2 separate regions of the Homo sapiens genome follow, and region 2 is linked to region 1. The links are chromatin loops, found by intact Hi-C in ENCODE. Cell type or tissue: heart right ventricle. All regions are shown on one strand. Links, peaks and the distances in the headings refer to the core of each region. The heading gives the core; the rest is flanking DNA.

Region 1 (2,933 bases), core at 215-2,714:
GATGCAGAAAAAGCCTTTGAAAATAATAATAATAATAATAATAACAATATTGAAACACATATAACTCTATAAAGTAGGCTCTGTTTTTTTCTGATTTCAGATGAGGAAACTACAGCATGGGCAGGTAAATATGTTGATCAAGTTGACTTAGCTTTTAGGCCAATACTACTTAAATAGTTTGCTCTTTCTGTAGCATGAACTTAGATTTTTAGAAACAATTGTGGCCAGTAACACAATGGAAAGGCATCATCTACATTCCAAATCGACCAGACTAGAATTGTGTCCTGCTGTGTTGTGTTAGTGGTGCCATGTCAGTTCCCAATGATAGTGATTAACAGTAACATTTGGAGAAAGGACAGCAGTGGAGAGTGAGAATGTAGCTTTATCATTGTGAAGAGCTGAGACAGTAGCAAAAAGTTTCAGGATAGACTATCTGAGAAATGAGTGGGACTTGGATTTTGGCCACTCATTGATTCGTCCAGAAAATATTTAATGAACATTTACTGTGTGCCTGGCATGCTGTTCTCAACCGTGAGGACCATGGTGAGCACAACAGATGAAGCCCTTCCTGTAATGTAGATAACATGGCCTCCAAAGGTACTTCACACTAATAATTTTTACTTCCATTGTCTGAAAATTTAGTTGTTCACAATCCTCTGCTTTTGAGGATGTTCTTTCTGTGTTTCAGTTACTTCTCTAGGATTTTCTTCCTATAAACTAGTTTATCTTCTGATGCACAGAAAGGGACTATATTCGTGTGGTCTGTAAGATCAGGGGAGGAAATAGCTCTTGCAGGTTATTTAAAACGTGCATGAAGATATGCAGGCACGGCTTACACAGCCCTGGGCTTCAGCCCAAGAATGTGCTGATCATGTCCACAACTACAACTGCATAAAGACCCACATTAAAACAGTAATAACAGAGAAATGAAGGGGAAAAAAGTCACAGAGACAAAGCAGAAATGGTTCTTGAATTAAATCACTTTTATCTGAGCTCATTCGCTTAAGGATGCAATCAGCTCACTATTTCAGCAGCTTGGGACCTTAGAAATGTATTTCAAGATTAATTATAAAATGAATTCTTTAAAATGGAAAAATACACTACTTTCCTATTACTCTTAACAAGAGTCTAAGGTTAATGAAGCTTTGAGGCAGTTTAGTGGTTTGACTGCCACCTACTGTTCATTTTTTGCCATAACTCACATGTAGCTTGGGCAAGAGGTAAGAAAAATGCCTTGGGCAAACCATTTTGTAAAAAAGTATTTTAACATATGTGCTGTAATGTAACTATTTAAACATTTTAAGGGATTGAGAGAATGTGATTGATTCCATTTCAAATTACTGTATTTGTCATAGTAGTTTATGAGAGCCCAGTGGTTAAAAATGCAAATTATAAGGCATTCTAATATATATATACACACACATATATATATACACACATATATACATGTGTATATATATGCATGTATATATATGTATGCACAGGGCATTTCATTTAGTCCTGACAAAGCATTATACTTGAAATTTATAAAAATATGCCACAAACACAAATGCATCAACCTGAAAATATCATCTCATGAAGCTGGCATCTGATCTTTAAAACGGAAAAGAGATCTCCATCATCACACTTTTATGCTTACATGGCTTGTGAAGACTTCAAGAATATAAGCACTTATTCTGTCAAAATAAGGAGATCAAGTACTAGCCATCTCCAGCTAATTCAGAATGCCCCAGACTTTTGATAGAAATCTGTTCAGTTAACACTGCAGCAGTCATGATATTCTGTTAAATGCTTAAAGTTCAGAAGGCAGAATGGTTGTGCATTTTTTTCTCTCTATTATCTAAATTTCTTAATTCAGAGTAATAACTCATTTTCCGGATGTGACAATGCTATTTACTGTTTAAATATAGAATCTTGGTGGAAACTTTATAAACATGTCATTCCTAAGGCACATTTTAAAAAATGTCTACATGAGTCTATGTGAGTTATTTTATTTTTAAAATTGTACCTTTTCAAGCCTTTGTACTAAATTATGCATATAAAAAATTGCAAACTGTTTATGTGTTATTACTGATGTATTGTATATCTTTATATGCTTTTGTATTTACAAATATATTTGTAGATTGTTTCATTCATACTAAAATCTGCTTATATTTATTATATTTTTTAAAGCACAAAGAAAAAGTCACCTAGAATATTTTGGCATTGTTAAAATGTGCCTCCTGCTAAAACTATGTTGCAGTTTTCAGTATGAAATGGTGTCAATAAATTTCAACATTCTAGAATATCTTCAATTAACATTTCTTTTCTCTGCTAGGGACAGTTATAGAATAGTGGTAGCTTCATTTGTTAAGACAATCTTGATGAAAGAAAACATCAATATCCTCGTTCATTTTTTGCCATAATAGTATTTTTTTTCTGATGTATAAAATAGCCATCTTGGATTTCAGAATCACTGTTATTAGGCCTTTCTCTCTCTATATATAGTTTTCAGATAAATGCACATTGTTTAAAAATGTGTCCTTAGTGATGCCAATAATATAGATACAAAATGAAAGCTTTTCATGTGGATTTATTTACAGTGATGCTGATAAAATTTATAAAAATGATATAAGATGATATTAAGCAACATGAGCAAATTTGATCAAATATTCATTCTATAGCTTCCCCCTAAGTGATTCCATCCAATAACAATGACACTAATCCAAAGCCAAAGAAAAATAGTTTTACCTAAAATGTTGGCAAAGGAGCTGGAACAAATAGAATTAAGCTGACCTTTTAATAAATGTCTGTTTATTGATTTAAATTCACTTTTTTCTTTTTCTGAGCAATGCTGACGAGGCCTGTTAGAATACAAGCATGTATAATAACTTGGACACAACCATTTTTACTTCTTTTGTGTGTCATTACTGAAAGATTGAAGCAAGCTTCAC
Region 2 (2,933 bases), core at 158-2,657, 960 kb before region 1:
TATGGATGTGGAGTGAATGTTGCATGTACATTATGGGGAATTATACATAATGCATAAAGAAATGTACCTAGCCTTTAGCACACCAGCTGTTTCTGCTTATAAGCCTGAGTTATCCATGAAATGCAGTAGACATTTTGTAGTAAATATCCTACTTGGTTGACTTTTTTTAGGCCTAGTCATCTATGCTGATTTATAGAATTAGGAAGAAATATAAATTTTAGCAATGAAAGATAGAATTTTAAAATTTCCCATATCAAAACATGTTGTGTTCTGAGAAAGAAGAGATGAGGAATTAGCCTGTTTTCGTGGTCTCTACATAGGTGATAAAGCAAAAAAGAATACGTTTTTCCTATCTGTAATATTGTTCAGTGTAGCAAACCCTTTTGCTTGTTACAGTACAGCAAATGGAGTGTTTAATTTGGGATTCAATGTAGTCTAGAGTCAAGGTGCAGCAGTTTTATTACAGAAATACAATTTTATTGGAGGCTGAAGATTTAATTTCCACCTTACGTAGAGAGCCATAAACGGCATGCCTGTTTTACATTTTGCATAGTATTTGATATATGTAATTCCTGGCCTAATTTTAGAGTTTGAAAAGGTGGAAGAATCACAATACGCAGATTCAAATTCTTCAACACTTCAGCCACAGATGACATTTTAAAATGAACAATTTTCTGTTTCTTAGTCATGGATTTGAAACCCTTGCTTCCCTCCCCGGAGCTCTGCACCACATCCTTTTCAGGTCTTCCTAACTAGGTGAGCCACAAAGCCACCTAAAGGATGCCCTCGAGTCGGAACAAATGCTTTCTTTGTTTAAATCTGTCTACTAGATGGCATTCTACTAAAACCTAAGATGATCAGATGATATGGATAGTTTGTCATCAATTGTACCTAGTATCTGTTAGGGTCATCTGTTAATATCTGTTCAGATGTATGTATTTTGAATAAAATAATTTGTAAACATATTGGAATGACTGAATGTGAAAGAAATAATCAAATAATGTTAGCTGTAAGCCTATATCCACACTGGAATCCAAATTTGGAGGATTTTGTCATTCTCTTTCCTTCAAACATATTCATTTTAGGAGACATACACACACGCACACGCGTTGCTCTTCCATCTGTTTGCCTTTGCAGCATTAGTTCTCTTCATCAACATTTCATACCTCCTCTTTACCACCAGGTGGAGCCCTTTGTTTATGGACATCTGTCCATTTCCTTTTTCTCAAAGATGCTACCAGATAAATAGCTCCAGAGCTAAAATACTGTTGCAAACACGAAAATTTAACACACAGAGATAAAAAGTAAAGCTTTTCAGGCACTGGTATAATAAACCTTGCTTTGAGTCCTATTGCTACTAGATTTAATGGCTTACACATTTTGCTATTTACAACTCCTGCACACCAAACAGCAGAAAATAATATTGTTGCGTGTGCCATAAACAGTGTTGCTGCAGGTCTATTTTATGTAGTACTATCGTTTTTATAATCTCAAATGTTTGGCAACTGCAGTCAAAAAGCAAAAAAAAAAAAAATCTAACCAAATACTATATGCTGTAAGCTTCAGTTGTCTTCAGTCTTAAAAATATATACCTCGTTGAGAAGAAAATATTTTTCTTCAGACAAAAGAGAGTGGTAATTCAGCTGTAATAGACAACAATGTAAAAATCTTCTCTTAGTCAAATTCATCTCTCCTTAATTTGAGATCCAGTTAAGGGTACGTCAAAATCCATTTTAGCTTTGATTCTATTTAGGAGCTAATTAAAACTGAATATTATTAGCACAGGTATATTGTTCAATTATTTTAATATTCTTATTTTAAGAATTTAATCAAAGCTCTTCTCATGAACAAAAAGCAATAATATTTTTAAAATTGGAACCCCAATTTGCATGTGCAAATAACTGTAGAATGAGCTCACTAAACTATCTTGCCAATGACCTCGACCTTGATCTGGAAAGATCGTTTATGCACAAGTAAAACATTCACATTCTCTACGCTAACTCTGTGTTGGACCTTTTCTCAAGGTAGTTTACTTATGGCAACGTTGGAAGGTCTTTTAATAACATATGTATTTACCAACACCATTGAATTATATATTTAAATGGAATATCATTTCTGTCCATTTTTTATTTTAATCAGGATTTGCTCCCTTTGTACTTATATATGCAAAATTTTGGTTAAGCGTCTGCAAAGCAGTGAGTAGAAGAAGATTTGCGTATATGGTTTATTTAGTCAGTCTCCCAGACTGAGAAGCCTGGCTTTTCTATCGGTATACAAACTGGTTCTTCAATCAGAGGCTGAATGCGAAGGAGTCCTTATACAACAAAAAGCTGGAACCACCATTTTGCCATCCGCTCGCATACAATAAAATGGTGGCACAGAAAACAGTTAACACATTGTGCCCACGAGAGTTGTCTGAAAGTATTCAACTCTCTAATCCAGATATCAAGCTGCTTTCTAAAATACTGTTACCAAGTGGCTAGAGGTATTTGCTTATGTATATAATGCACGTGTGTGTGTGTGGTGTGCAGTGTGTGTATGAGATGCCGGAAGAAATGGATGTGTACATTTGACGAAAGGATAGAAAGAACTAGTCAAAAATTAACACTCAAGCTGAGAGTGAAAGCAAACCTATGTAAAAGCACAGGTCCTGGAAATTGCTTCTAACAGTTCGCAAAAGCTGTATAGTGAATTTGGCCTTGATAACTCCTTTCATTTTAGCATTCACTGCAAGCAACTTTGAGCTAGGAAATTTAAGGGAGTTGGTATTCTTTTTCTTTCTTTTTCTTTCCTAACGTCCTGTATAAATTAAAAGCAAGCCCACAATTGACTTTCACCTGGAAACTCCATGGTCTCGCTTAACAGAGGGGAAGGAAAACCAGGGACCAATCTTTCTTTCCTCTTTTACTTCTTCTGCTCTTATTTTTAGTCAT

The links. A loop is a pair of places that touch in the nucleus more often than their neighbours do. Peaks named below come from ENCODE experiments on the same cell type or tissue, not always from the same donor. Only the 100,000 strongest peaks of a DNase experiment are listed, where the experiment ranks them.
Region 2: it touches region 1 in a loop (8-fold over the local background); 4 of 110 quality-filtered maps call a loop at or near these places.

Annotation. Positions count from the first base shown.
Region 1 is chr2:175,688,553-175,691,485 of GRCh38, reverse strand. All of the region lies in intron 3 of LOC107985962 (a long non-coding RNA gene), which reads left to right. Among named protein-coding and RNA genes, the nearest start is that of LNPK, 310 kb to the left of the region's middle. In heart right ventricle, for the core only: a CTCF peak has its summit at 1,180 (motif pointing left); no DNase peak of the experiment used is centred there; H3K27me3 peaks cover 422 bases.
Region 2 is chr2:176,650,766-176,653,698 of GRCh38, reverse strand. The region is part of intron 2 of LINC01117 (long intergenic non-protein coding RNA 1117); the gene reads right to left. Among named protein-coding and RNA genes, the nearest start is that of LINC01117, 14 kb to the right of the region's middle. In heart right ventricle, for the core only: CTCF peaks have their summits at 981 and 1,184 (motif pointing right); no DNase peak of the experiment used is centred there; H3K27me3 peaks cover 414 bases.